Linked DNA regions of Homo sapiens: region 2 is linked to region 1. Evidence: read pairs that join two places in POLR2A ChIA-PET (ENCODE). Cell type or tissue: PC-9. All regions are shown on one strand. Links, peaks and the distances in the headings refer to the core of each region. The heading gives the core; the rest is flanking DNA.

Evidence for each region. Peaks named below come from ENCODE experiments on the same cell type or tissue, not always from the same donor. Only the 100,000 strongest peaks of a DNase experiment are listed, where the experiment ranks them.
Region 2: POLR2A ChIA-PET joins it to region 1 with 5 read pairs; 1 of 35 experiments calls an interaction of 5 or more read pairs at or near these places.

The regions. Positions count from the first base shown.
Region 1 is chr6:112,218,598-112,226,201 of GRCh38, reverse strand. The region is part of intron 2 of LAMA4 (laminin subunit alpha 4); the gene reads left to right. Among named protein-coding and RNA genes, the nearest start is that of LAMA4-AS1, 14 kb to the left of the region's middle. In PC-9, for the core only: no CTCF peak of the experiment used is centred there; a DNase peak (open chromatin) is centred at 3,741; H3K27ac peaks cover 1,595 bases.
Region 2 is chr6:113,949,695-113,957,298 of GRCh38, reverse strand. HDAC2 (histone deacetylase 2) reads left to right here. Exons shown (of 14, transcript NM_001527.4): 4 at 606-680; 5 at 1,148-1,286; 6 at 3,881-4,022. Among named protein-coding and RNA genes, the nearest start is that of HDAC2-AS2, 16 kb to the left of the region's middle. In PC-9, for the core only: no CTCF peak of the experiment used is centred there; no DNase peak of the experiment used is centred there; H3K27ac peaks cover 685 bases.

The sequences.
Region 1 (7,604 bases), core at 2,014-6,013:
ATTAATTCTGGTAATGAAGAATGAACTGGAAGGAAGAACTTCTGGTGATGGAGAGAGTAGAGTGGAGAGAATTATAATTATCCGAGAGAGAAACACCAAGATCCTGAACTAAATAGTGGTATTGGGAACAAGGAGGAAGAATCTCCTTGGTAGTATTTCAGAGGCAGAGCATAAACTCTACAAGGCAGCAGCCTACAAAGGGAGGCAGGAGGTAGGAACAGCCTAACCCAGGAGGACGCAAGGGCATGCATTATGTGTAGAGAATTTAAAAACAACAATAAAACTTACTAAAACTCAGTCTGCTTTTTATTATCACCATGTGCCAGCAATTCTAAACAATGTCAATGACAAAATTATCCTCCCTGAGAACTCTTTTGTTGTTTAAGGTCTAAGCAGTTGCTGTGGTTACTGTTGAGTTTTGATAATATAACAAATATGTAAACTTCAAATTAGCACATTCCAATTTCTTAACCTTTAGTAAACATTGTTTACTACATTTGGAGAACTCCTAGTCCTACAGCCCACCCCAGCATAGGTAGGGGTATCAGTTTAGAGAGTAAGTTTATAACAGTTCAGAACTGTGTAAGGTCAATCTCACTTGAGACTCTAATCTCTGTGGTACTTCATATATCTGCATTTAAACCTCAGATTCGAAATAAACGATAATAGCACAGTGACTCTGAAAGGTAAGATAACTTGAGTGCTTACATTGTGTCATTCTATGTGCAAACCATCCTCTGATCCTTGAGGAATTCCCTCTTCTGGAAGTATTTCCAAAAATTACTTTAATGCAAAATACATTAATGTAATTTAAAAGTGTTAGCCCATTACCTTTTCTTTTTATGTTATATATTCTTTATCTTTAACTGAGACATAATATAAACATAATATAAGGAGAAAAAGAGATTTGGGAGAGGCTATGATAAAGTCAGTGTGGGACACACTCAACTTCAGGTGCCTATAAAATTGGAGATGGGCTTGTCTAACAAGCACTTAGAAACAAGGGGGTGGCATAAAAAACTAAGATCAGGGATATGTAGAGAGACTTAGGAATTACCAAAATATAGCTGGAGGATAAAATTGGGGGAGGGATTAACATCATCCACAAATTTCATCCATACATAAAAGTGTATAGATAGAAAAGAGGGCTAAGGAGGTTACCCTGGAGAACACCAGCAATGTAGAAGCAGCAGAAGATGAACCACTTGCTTCTGCCCCTTCCCCGTCCCCTGCCAAAAAAAAATTAAATTAAAAAAAAAAAAACTGAGAAAGAAAGGTAGGCAGGGGAAAAGCCAGAAGAAAGAGTTGTCCTGGAAATCAGGAGAAGAGAGAACTTCAAGGAGGGAAGAAATTTCAAAAATGTTTGCTTTTTTTTTTTTTTTTTTTTTGAGACAGTCTTGCTCTGTCGCCCAGGCTGGAGTGCAATGGCGCAAACTCGGCTCACTGCAACCTCCGCCTCCCGGATTCAAGTGATTCCCCTGCCTCAGCCTCCCAAGTAGCTGGGATTACAGGCAAACACCTCTACCACTGGCTAATTTTTATATTTTTAATAGAGTTGGGGTTTCACCATGTTGGCCAGGCTGGTCTCAAACTCCTTACCTCAAGTGATCTACCTGCCTCAGCCTCCCAAAGTGCTGGGATTACAGGCGTGAGCCACCGCACCCAGCCATCAACAATGTTAAGTACTGGAATTCCATCTTTGTGAGGGCAATTTCAGTGTGCAATGGAAGCAGAGCCAGACGATGGATGGAGGCATGGATCAGCATAGCATGAAGGAAGCAGAGCCAGTGCGATTAAGTTCTCACTCAAGATCTGCTGGACAAGAAGAAGGAAATAAAGGGGAGGCAGACAATAAAGGGGAGGGAGGATATTCTTGGATATATACCCAAGGGAGGGATATATGTATAAAAGGGAGGGAGGATATTCTTGGATAATAAAGGGGAGGGAGGATATTCTTGGAGGATAATAAAGGGGAGGGAGGATATTCTTGGATCTGAGCCCAGGTAAAGATGTCAAGGCTCATCCAACACAGGTTGAAGCACCTAAGTGTTCTCTTTGCCTCCCCTCATCCCTGTGGATGTGAAAGTGCATGGTATGTGAGAGGAAGGCCAGATGATGGGGCCAGGTGTGATGGCCAGAGATGCGTGGATCCCAGAGCACAGATAGAAGGCTTCTCTTTCCTATAGTGAAAAGAGTACTGCTTCTGAGATGGGCAGAGGACACAAGGATGAGTCAAGACAAAGGGGAATTTAGAAAAAAAAGACAGTATGAGATTTCCCACCCAATAGCCTCTGTGTTTTCACTAAAGAAGCAGGATTAGCTGCTGAGAGTAAGAGGGTACAATAGAAGTTTGGGATACATTTATTTTTTCCTATTAATTCACAATAGCATTTCTTCAGTGATGCAAAAACCTGTGAGGAAGAGCAAAAGGAAGGAAAGACATGTCCTGCCAGTCACTTTCACTTTGTGCCTTGCATCTTGAGAAATCTAGGGTGAGAATAGCACTGAAATACCCACAGGACCTCAAGACAGAAGCAGGGTCATCTACCAGCAATGGACGCTGATGAAACAACCCAACTGCCTTCCCTGAGTACACTGAAGAGAAGCTGTTGTCATTTATAGACAGTTCATCCTCCAAACTTCTTATAAAAAGAAAAGTAATTTAGGCAGACTTTTGCAAGACTGTAGGTCATTAAATGGTAATGATCAAACTGGATCATCCATAAAAAGCACTTAGCTCAGTGCTTGGTGTCTGTCAGTAAATTATTAGCTGTGATTTATAAAAACCAGATGAAGATGACAGAGATGTCTTTCACCTCACAACATTGATTCCTTCTAAGTAGCTAAGGAGTCAAATCAAAATCCCCTAAATGCCTATAATTCTGAAGTCCTTTCTCTCTACTCATTCTTATTGCTAACCCTTGTGTGCCGCATCTCTTCCTTTCTTGGAAATGTGTCCAAGGCATTTGCCCCAGTAAATTAAATAAAACTGAGTCAGTTTTCAGATGTAAAAAAAAAAATCTGGCAGCATCAGAGGCTATGTTGTGTAACCATAGCTTGGAAGGCGAGGAGTGAAAAGAACAAGCCAGTTACAGGAGGTGATGTGAGATGAACCCAGAGCAGAAAGCCAGATGTTAGCAGGAGATTTATTTCTAGAAAAACCAAAGGAAAAAAGGCAGCACTGAAGCCTCGTTATGTTATATAAGCAACAATCTCTACTATAAACAAGTGACTTGACAATTACTTTAAATAATTTTCAAGAAGCAAATTAAAGAAATGTTCATTAGTATTAATAAATACAATCATCCTCAAACCCAACATTTCTAAAAGAAAACCTGTACGGCTGTAGGGGCTGTGGATTTTCTTAGTTTATTGTTTCAATTAGACAAATAAAGAGGGCTATTTATTAGCAAGCGTAGCAAGTACTTCAACACACGCCAAGGCTGTTGGTATCTACAGTCCAAATAGTTGATGAACAGGGTTCAGGGACTGTTATTTGAGAGCTGTGAGTGGAGCACTGGTTTCCACCCATGAAGCCCATGAAGAGTGCTGAGGAGTAGCCACAGAAATGTGATGTAAACATGTGATAACCCTGTCTCCACTCTTTACAAAATTAAAGGACTTGGCTTAAGAGTGGTTAGGATGGCTCTGTGCTCCTTGGAATTCCTCAGGCTCTAAGTCACAGTCTCTATTTTATTGATGGTTAAATTGAGAACTGGAGTGTTTTGTAAGCTGAGCAAGGCATGGCGGATATGGGGCCTGAGCAGTAAGCACAAAGGTAACTCTCTAGGCCAAGTAGGGGAAACCAGCACCATAGTCTGTGTTTGGTTTTTGGCCTAGCTTTATTATGCCAACCTAAGAAAAAAATGCCTTTGAACTGCATAAACCTCCGAAGAATGTTGAAACCACTTTCCTAATTGAGTTATGGTGAAATCGCTGTCAAAATCTAAAAATTAACTTTGCCTATTAAAATGTGGGGAATTTCAATTATGCAAACAAGAGCTTAGAGATACCCAAGGGAGGATGCGTGAGTAATTGTCTTCAGATTCAAGTAAAATCAATCAAGAAGCCAACTTCTTGGTAACTGCAACACATAATCCATTTAGCTCATTTTGGCACTTTATAGGTTTGTGCACTAAAAATCAGGACATGTTAAGCCTGATCTGAAAAACATATGGAGCCAAAAGTTAGCAAAAGCTTAAATTCAGAACTGCTTGCCATTTCAGATATTCCATATTTTATTTTTACTGACACAGAAAAAAATGGCTTGTGAAATACCTACTCATTTAATATATTCATATGTTCTCAGAAGTCATTCCTCCTTAGAAAAGGGTGGAATATTTTGGAAATTTTTGAATAGATTAAATCATGTTTTTCTCCACTAGAAAATCCTTGAATACTATCTGATTCTTAAGTCTGCCCAAGTTTTAGGCAGATGGAAGTCAGCATTGTGCAGAAACCACAGACTCTTAAGTAAGGGCACACAGTTTTAGCTCCTAACTGAGCATAACATTCTATCTTAAGCTGACTTTTATTATTTGCTAAAACAAAACATGGAACTCACTATAACTAAACTGGAACTAAAAATCATTGTTGTCTGGAAACAAGAGAAAAGTGGATTCATCAAATACATACAAAAACCTAAGCAGAAAGATAATGTAATGTGGGCTGTTAAATTTGAAGAAGACTAATTTGGATGGTAGCAATGATTCTGAACACCAGTGAATGAATTTAGAGGGATTTTGGGTTTGTTTTTGTTTTTATCCTTTCTATTTGGAGCCTCAATAAACTGAAGCAAAAGTTGTTGAATCAAATTCTAAGTCTAATTCAGAAAGGAAGATGAGTTGAGTCAATATATGTCATATGTTCGTAGATCTTTGGTTGGAAACACAATGCAAATAACTATTCCAATCAGCTCCTATGAGAATAGACACTAGGGCTGTAGAGTGTGTTCTTTCTGATGGAATTTTGTTATAATTAATTCTTCATCATTCGCTGGAGCTGGAGACTTGGGTCTGATCCTCTTTGGGACTCAGAAACCTCAGAATTTATCTCATACTCTCCGATGACAACTTCAAACTCTTCCTAAATCCCATCAAGTTTTGCCATTGTTGGTTTGTTTAAATGGGTAATTAGGGACCTTAGATCCCTAGAAGATCTATTCGAGTATGTAAGTGATTTAATAAATCAGGCTTCTCAACAGAAATTCTGAAGTTCTCTGAGATTCTGTATCTATGCAAAAGTAGTGGCTTGTGGGCAATTAATTAGCTCCTCTGTGATAGTGTTTGGGAAACGGTGAGATTTTTGTGAAAATTTTTTAACTAAAATTTTGTTACTTAGATTGGTACCCACTTTATTTAATAACTGCAAATGACTTAAAAGTTTGCCATAGCCAAAGCATGCATACTGGACTATCCTTCAAAAGAAAGTGATTTAAATATTTTTAGAAAATGTTTAAAATGTTATATCCAATGACAGTATTGTTGGTATGACTCTAGTGCTCTCAAGGGGCTCTTCAAATGAAGACAAAAATAATCAGATACTCGTATAAAGGTCATTCACTTGGTCCTCTTTGTTAAACAATCTTAATTCATTATAACTATATCTTATGAAATAAATAATATTATGATCATATGATAAACCTCTGGAAATAATTCCTTCTGCAGTGATAACAACATGTCCTGTCATCCCAGTTCCTTTAAATGTAATTGACACATGTAGATACACCACACTCATTTCCTCATAAAGTTACATCTAGTTCTCATTTCCATAAATGTAAAATTAGGCAAGTACACATACAATGATTTTACTCCAAGCCAGACCTCATACTAAATATAACAAAGTAAGCAAATGGGAATTTTCACTCTTATTTTTCAAAGGCAGAAGTAAATGGTATGGATTAATTCAGTCTTAATGGTAGAGCAGGAGGCAAGCTGTGATAATAGGAGTCTCTTAATAATAAAGAGCTGTAAAAGATCTACAAGTAACTTAGTGGAAGGTAATTGGTCAAAGAGAAAATTTGGCTAAAATAAATATTTTTAAAAGTCAATATCCCATTCAATGGTTTTCATATATTAATAACTATGTATTTTTAAGTATTGTGTCTATTAGCAAAGATTTTTTTCTGGGATTTAAAGGAGGCATTTTACATTTTTTATCCATTTCAGCCTGCTTTGAAATGTTAATAGCAGCAAAAATTTGGAAATAACCTAAATGTCCAACAAGAAATGTTTGGTTCAATATATTAATGGCACGCAAGATGGTTAAGAGCTAAAACTTGAGGGAAAAAATGAAGGATCTAAATCCTGGGTCCACCATTTCTTATCTGTATTAGCCGGCTTCAGTAATACATCTCTGTAAGTCACAAAGTCCTCACCAGTAAAACAAAGACAAGGGAACCTACCTCATAGGGCTACTGTGGTGTCAAGTGAGAGAATTGTGCAACATAACTGACACAGTGACTTAAACATGGTAGATATTCATGTTCAATTAAATAAACTTTAGGTATGTATTTATTTATGAGGGGCAGCAAGTTATAGCAAAGAAAGAACAAGATTTGGATCAGTCTGAACTCTTGGAGTTGTATGACATTGCTGGCCACTATATTATAATTATCATCATCATTATCCTTGTTATTACTATCAATTTTTAAAAAGGCCATGGCACCCCAGAAGGTACAGATCCTCTGAATGCTAAGATTGTGTTTTTACAGTTGTCTAGTATAGGACAGGCTTCTCATGTGGAAAAGAGGATTCAGTGTGGTATCAAAAAATTGATTGGAAGGCTTCCTCTCTTACTCTCTCATACATAGACATTCACAAACACCATCTTTGTTTAGTAAACTGTGGAGACTCTTCCAAAAGAAAATAGACACTAATTTTTGGAGAATCCATTCAGCTTTCACAGGCCTCTAAATAGCACAGGTGTTAGAATTACTAAGGATAACGATTACATTAACCAGGAGCAAAACTAAAAATACATCGTTCTACTTTCATACTTGGAAATATCGGCCTTTTGATATTACAAAAAGGCCAATTTTGCCAGGTCCTTCGAAATTTCAAAGAAAGATTCAGTAAAAATAAATAAATAACAGGACTCACTGGAGCCATGATGAAATATTTCCACCTAAAGGAAACAATCTTTAACAGCTCATCCTTCAGTACACTCAAACTTCTCTTGAACCACTTAAAAACTCCATTCCAGGGAGTCCTCCAAAGTTCCACAACACCAGACGCAAGCTACCCAGGACATGTGCTCTAGCAGGGCATGCCCAGGGCCCCCAGATAGATGACTGAAAAATATAATTCTTTCAGGTGGACAAGGCCCAGCAGGAACGTAGTGTGCCAGGTTTCCCTGCCAGCCCTCCTCGCCCTCTCGGCGGGGGGCCAAATGACTCAACACAGCCCTGTTCGTACCTCCCTTTTCTTCCCATCTCCCACATTATAAGAGATCAGAGCCAAGTTATCCTTCACCCAAGGTCATAATCTCAGATTGGGGAGTGGTAAGTGGATAATGACAGGCTCTCACAGTGAACTCTCCTCCTAAACTTGGCACATCACAAAGATTTCATCTTGCATGCTGTCCAACCTAGGCACTGGCTGCTG
Region 2 (7,604 bases), core at 2,340-6,339, 1.7 Mb before region 1:
GCTAAGGAACTAAATGTGTGATCGTTTATCTGTAAATGTTTTCCTTGTTGTCTTTAGTATCCTATGTTTTGGCTCCCATGAACCTAGTTAATTCTTAGCAACTTTCAAGATCAAGATTAGCCATGGGAATAGGCAACCAGCTGTTACATCTTTTTGGTTTAGTAACTTACTGACATGCATTTCAAAGTTACAGATATTATAGGTATTTAAGGAGTTTCAAAGAAAGTAAATTATAAAGCAATTGAAGTTGCTTTTAGAATGTTAACTTATTGTAATATTAAGGGGAAAGGCCTAGAAAATTTAAGCCTGTGTTTTAATTAAATAAGAATTGTTGTACTTAGACAACTATTGAGTTCTTGTTAATAGACAGAAATATTCCACAGATAATCCTGATAAGATTTGATGATCTTTCACAGATAACACTTTAATTACCTTGGATAAAACAATAAATATATTTTAAAGTTGGAAACTTTATATTATACTGTGAAGTGTATGTTTGATGATTGCATCAAGCAAAAAAGTATTTGTGGGAAATAGTTTTTGTAAGAAAAGGCTTTCATTAATTTGCAGAATGTGTTGAAATTAATGAAATCCATCTTCCACAGTTAATGTTGGAGAAGATTGTCCAGTGTTTGATGGACTCTTTGAGTTTTGTCAGCTCTCAACTGGCGGTTCAGTTGGTAAGTGCTAATGCAATCAGATTTAAAAGTTGATCTGAACTTGGTGTGTTATCTTTCGGGTTATTTGTGTAAAACAGAAGTTTTAATGATTGTGAATTTTGATAACAAAAGGAAATCAGTATGTTTATAGTAAAGTACAATTTACTTTCAAACCTCTATGTTTTATGATTATGACTTAAACGCTTTTTAAACTTATTTTCACTTGGAGACTTCATTCATTCCCTTTGTCTTCTAGGTATCATTGTTACTACCACTTTCCACATAAACCATTATTTAATCTCAGGTTGCAGCTCTAGGAGAATATTTTTCTAAGGAGTAACTCCTATTTGTGTTATAGATGATTTCTGTTAACTTTCATGATTTTAAGCTCTTGCTTATGCATGGCATACACTTGTAGTGTTTTTGTCTCATTCTACTACTTTTTTATGATAAATGTTTAAAAGGTCTATCTTGTTTCTACTTCTTAGCTGGAGCTGTGAAGTTAAACCGACAACAGACTGATATGGCTGTTAATTGGGCTGGAGGATTACATCATGCTAAGAAATCAGAAGCATCAGGATTCTGTTACGTTAATGATATTGTGCTTGCCATCCTTGAATTACTAAAGTATGTTAATTTATATTGATACTCTTTTCAGTGATAAAGTGTTTTCATTAAAACACAATAAATAAAGTCTATGGCTTTAAAAAATATTAGGTAAACCATAGGTTGAAATAGTTAATGGTGAATTTTCTATGAATTCATTACAAAACAATGAAGAAATGCAGGAAATTTGCCCAATTCTTCAATTATTAAGACTTAGAAGTGTGGCCAGGCACTATGGCCCAGGCCTGTAATCCCTCCACTTTGGGAGGCTGAGGTGGGCGGATCTCTTGAGCCCAGGAGTTTGAGACCAGGCTAGGCAACATGGCAAAACCCCATCTCTACAGAAAAAAAATTAGCCAGATGTGGTGGCATGCATCTGTAGTCCCAACTACCCAGGAGGCTGAGGTGGGAGTACCTGAGCCCAGGAAGTTGAGTCTGCAGGAAGCCATGTTCCTGCCACTACACTCTAGCCTGGGCAACAGTGTGAGACCCTGCCTTAAAAAAAGAATTAGAAGTGTATAAAAGGCCAGTGCCGTGGCTCATGCCTGTAATCCCAGCACTTTGGGAGGACGAGGTGGGTGGATTATGAGGTCAGGGGTTTGAGACCAGCCTGACCAACATGGTGAAACCCCATCCTACTAAAAATAGAAAAATTAGCCGGGCGTGGTGGCGTGCGCCTGTAATCCCAGCTACTCAGGAGGCTGAGGTGGGAGAATTGCTTGAACCTGGGAGGTGGAGGTTGCAGTGAGCCGAGATGGCACCACTGCAGTCCAGCCTGGGCTACAGAGTGAGACTCCATCTCAAAAAAAAAAAAGAATTAGAAGTGTATATAAATGTCAAAACTCCCATTAAATACCCTTTTTTAAAAGTAGTTTGGCAATTTTCATTTTAGTTAGTTTCAACTAGTAAAAAATGACAATGACCTTGGAAGTTTATATTCTAGTATTTTGGATGTTTTAAACTGAAGACAAAAATTTGAAGCCAGTGTTAAAGGAAATTTTTTTACCTATTGAGTTAGTCTAACTGCCTAACTTCCATATCTGAATGAGGCTTTGTTCTCTACTGATGGATATAAAATTATCTCTGAGTTGTTGAAGGAGTTATTTTTCCTTATCTGTGGCTGCAGTTTGAGAGAGAGATCTATAGAGGTACTTAGGAATTTGGATGTTCGCAATGTTAGTTATTTTTTGCCATCAGTTATGACACATCTTAGCAGATTCTACTTTGTATTATACTGAGCTAGTGTTTTTTGCTTGTAGTTATTCCATGCATGCTATCCATAGAGGCTGACTTTTCAGTCAACTTAAAATTGATACTGACTCCTCAAATAAACAGTGATTGAGCAGTATCAGTGTAACATCTTGCCTGCTCATCAGGAGCAAAGGAAAATCATTTGCAATCATTTGCCTTGTTTTTTAATTGACTGTTGATGTTGGTTCCAGTGTCTTCAACTCTTTGAGCAAGTTCTTGCCCACTCAGCTAATAGTTTTAAACAACTTTAATTTGTCTGGACACATTTTTTTGGGTGGTGTAATCAAACATGATTTAATTAATTGACTTGGTGCACAGCTTTCCTTGCTTATCTAACACGTGAGCCGCTCAGAAACTTTATTTTGATCACAGCCTCATTTCTGTTTTTTTAATTTTGTGAAGAAATTTTGCTGTACTATGGTATGCTGTTTATAGTGTTATGAGAATATTCTTATGAGTGCTTAGTCTGGAAATATCAATTTACATTGTATTGTTTTATTTAGCACAGTTATGGCACCATTATATAATAAATACAATGCTTTGCCATCTAATAATATCTCACTTCACTATACTTCAAAAGGATGACATGAGAAGTCCATTTTCCCCTTATTTTGACATGAGTATACACTGGTAACAAAATGTCATGACATGGTGATTCATGTGACTCCTAAACTGCGTTTGAGTTACAACTGTGTCACTAATCTGTGGTGCTCCAAGCACCAGTTTGAAGTCATGAGAGTACCACATGTAGCCTCTGTCACAGCTAATCGATTCTGCAGTTCAAATGAAGCCATAGGTAATAAACAATTGAGCATGGCTGTCTTTCAGTAAAACTTTTTTTATGGACACTGAAATTTGAATTTTGTATAATTATCACACGTCAGAAAATACTCTTGTTTTGGTTTTGTTTTTAAACCATTTAAAAAATAATAAAAACTTCTTAGTTCAAAGCTGAAAAAAGAGGCAATTGGCCAAATTTGGGCCATGGGCCATAGTTAGCCAATCCCTATTTTATACTATTGAAGATTTACTACAGAGGTGTTTTAATTAACAATCTTGAGTATGGTATAATCTTCAGTTTTTAATATATTAGAAATATGTGCTATGTTTTTGAAGCATGTAGAATAGAACAGATTTCACAAAGAGTAAATATATATTTTTTAACCTACATTGGGCCACAAGTGGGTATTTAAAGGCCTGAGGCTCAAACCTCAGATATTTGAATAACCTCTTAGGCTGAATGTAAAAGGTGATTAAACATTCTGGAATGCAAGAGCTCAAAAATGGGTTTCCTGAATTTGTGGTGCTTCTTCCCATCTTAGAACCTTTAAAGGAAAAACCAAAACTTATGGATTTGTTTTCAGGTATCATCAGAGAGTCTTATATATTGATATAGATATTCATCATGGTGATGGTGTTGAAGAAGCTTTTTATACAACAGATCGTGTAATGACGGTATCATTCCATAAATATGGGGAATACTTTCCTGGCACAGGAGACTTGAGGGTAAGACTAAATTCTGTCTGAAAAAATATTGTGAGATGAACCTAGGAGATCAGTAATCCTATACTTGAAGTAGTATTTTTCTCCTGAGTTAATAATTTGAAACTTGTATGCAGAATTGAATTACTACGTATGCAGTAACATTTGCTAGAATTCACTGTTGCTGACTATAAGCAAAAATTTAGTGAAAACTTAAGGACAGTTTTTTTCTCAGCTGTTTTCTTTGGTTGAATAAATGTTTTTGAATATCCACAAAGCATGAAGCCCTTCTCTTGATGTTCAGTTTGAATCTTCAAAACTACCTGATGGTAGCCTACGTTGCTATTGATTGTAAAGAATGGTGGAATAAAATAGACTAGGTCTTTTTAGGTTCTTCTGCTCCTCTCTTTTGTGATTGGTCTTGATTTTTAGTAGATCTAATTTTAATCTTTTTTTTTCTTTAAGCTTCTAAAATTGGTAATGTATTTAGGTAGAGAAAGGATACCATAGTGTAACCTTGCCTGCCTGTTAACATTAAGTGTATTTCTATTTTATTTGTTATCTTTTTCCATTTGATGCTCTTGTCTTTTATGACTCTGAAAACCACTGGTCAAATCCTATTTCTATAAGTTCATTGAAGGTTTTTTGCCTCACTACACTTTTTTTGAACCTAACTATACAAATGTCGAAATTTATTCAATAATTTAAACAGCTGTTTTTAGTTCAGCCTGGATTATATGGGAGATTTATATGGCATTGAACAAAGTTTTAAACTATTTTATTAAGATTATTTTTCACATCTGTGGTATATCATTACAGTTTAGCAACCAAAGTTTAAAGAGTTGCCATAAAGTATTCTTAAGCTGTATGGCTTTTCTTTATTAGATCACAGTGTGATACTTTCTCAGTAAACTCTTTGAGTAAAAGAGTTACCTTACTGAAACTTTTCCATACTTACAAATGGGTGGGAGGTCAAATGTTTGGTTTGAGTTTAAATTATTTAGCTTTTAAAATTGCAGATTTGTAATTTCAATTCCTTGCCAGTAAACTCCTTCAATTTCTCCCTTTCCCCACCTGGTCTTATCTTACAGACCAGTGCTTCTCAAACAGTGGCGCCTAAACTGAGGAAAGCAGATCAGCATCACCTGGGAACTTGTTAGAAATACACATTCTTAGGGCCCAGAAACTCTGGGTGATTCTTCACCTTAAAGTTTGAGAACCACTGCTGTAAACTGATAGAATACATTTGTCAACAACCATTACATCCTAGTGGAAGTCAAGCAAAAGTCTTCTCTGTTTTAAGCTTAAAGAATAAGACAGTATCTTTGCAGTGTGATGCTAGTTTATCTCAGAAGTGGAAAATGGAAGCTTCATTTAATTTCTGACAGGTGGATGTCACTATGGTCTCATCTCAGTTATTATTCAAAATTCTTACAGTTTGAAGTTTTTGAAAATATTAGAGAATGCTGTTTTAGAAGGATTTGAGAATGGCTTTCAACATCTCTTTTTCTCACTTAAGATTTTACAATCGCTGGGCCGGGCGCGGTGTCTCACGCCTGTAATCCCAGCACTTTGGGAGGCCGAGGTGGGAGGATCACGAGGTCAGGAGATCGAGACCATCCTGGCTAACACAGTGACACCCCGTCTCCACTAAAAATACAAAAAATTAGCCGGGCGTGGTGGTGGGCGCTTGTAGTCCCAGCTACTGGGGAGGCTGAGGCAGGAGAATGGCGTGAACCCGGGAGGCGGAGCTTGCTGTGAGCCGAGATCGCTCCACTGCACTCCAGCCTGGGCGACACAGCAAGACTCAGCCAAAAAAAAAAAAAAAAAGATTTTACAGTTGCTGATGTTTTCAGGATAACATTTGAATATTTTAAGCATGTCCCCATAACTTCGTAAGAGAATTAAAATCAGTCATTACATTATATGTACAGCTGTTTTTGGACTTTCTGTGTAATTCACGTGTATCTTTGGATGTTAATTTAATAAACACTCCTTTTTCTGCCTGCTAATTCATTCTCATGCTGAAAAGAAGGCTACTCTGAGTTTAGCTCATTGTTGAAACTGTTTGCTTTAATTCAAGTAGTCTAGTGGAAGAAAGAAAGGTGGCATAGTAGCAGTTGCAGAATGAAACCTGGAAGAGAGAAAGCTATGTCTAACAAGGGCAGCAGCTCTGAGTTGCCAGCTAGTTAGTAGCAGTTAGGATGAGAAGTGCTGACCAACTTTTCTGTATTCTGAAATCTTAGGGTCAAAATATATTTCATCTGTGTTTTAACTGTGCAGTAGGACTGTAAAGTTTTCACAATACTTTGGCTTTTCCATATTTGTATGGTTTGTATTTAGTTAATCTTAATAAAAACTTAGACTTCAAGAAAAATTGGGAGAGGAGGTGTGTAATTTTGCTTGCTTTCTCCTCGTTGGATGTTGGGTCTCATAACTCTAATATTGAGGGTAAATTTTGCTTTTGTAAAATTGGACTGAAGCTAAGATCATTCCATGAGAGGTTCAGAAGAACTTGCACAAGTGCTAGTAATCCTGAAAATTCATGGATCTTCAGACATTATCATTCAACGCACATAAGAATTAGGCACCCCCCCCCCACCCCACTCAGGCGCAGTGGCTCATGCCTGTAATCCCAGCACTTTGGGAGGCTGAGGCGAGTGGATTACCTGAGGTCGAGAGTTCGAGACCAGCCTGACCAATATGGTGAAACCCCGTCTCTACTTAAAATGCAAAAAAAATTAGCTGGGTGTGGTGGCGTGCACCTGTAGTCCCAGCAACTCAGGAGGCCGAGACAGGAGAATTGTTTGAACCTAGGAGGCTGTCTTGGCTCACTGGAGTGCAGTGAGCCGAGATCATGCCACTGCACTCCATCCTGGGCGACAGAGCAGGACTTGATCTCAAAAAACAAAAAAAAACAACAAAGAGGCACACCCCAATCCTTTGGTATTGCAGTTAAAATACTATTTTGTAGTAATGTCTGTACTATACAGTATCTTCTAGGAATACGTATACACACACAGAAATGCATATGCACACCTACAAATGCATAACATATACAAATAAGTAAGTATATATAATATATGTATATATCATTTAAGAGTATATGTAGCTGGAACCTTTGCGTCTTTTGAGAGAGATTAATGCCTGGAGTGGTACTCATTCAACAAGTAGGAACAAAATTTGTTTGAAGTCCAAGTCCAATTAAGAACAAATCTGAGGCTGGGCACCATAGCTCACGCCTGTAATCCCAGCACCTTGGGGGGCCGAGGTGGGTGGATCACCTAGGTTGGGAGTTTGAGACCAGCCTGTTGAACATGGAGGAAACCCTGTCTCTACTAAAGATACAAAATTAGCCTGGCATGGTGGCACATGCCTGTAATCCCAGCCACTCGGTAGGCTGAGGCAGGAGAATTGCTTGAACCTGGGAGGCGGAGGTTGCAGTGAGCTGAGATCACGCCATTGCGCCTCCAGCCTGGGCAACGAGCAAAACTCTGTCTCAAAAAAAAAAAAAGAACAAATCTGGTGCTTTAGTCGGTAGCTGTTAAATCTTCGAGAAAGTGTGGGTCGTTCTTTCATCATAAGTAAACTCATACCAACAGATTG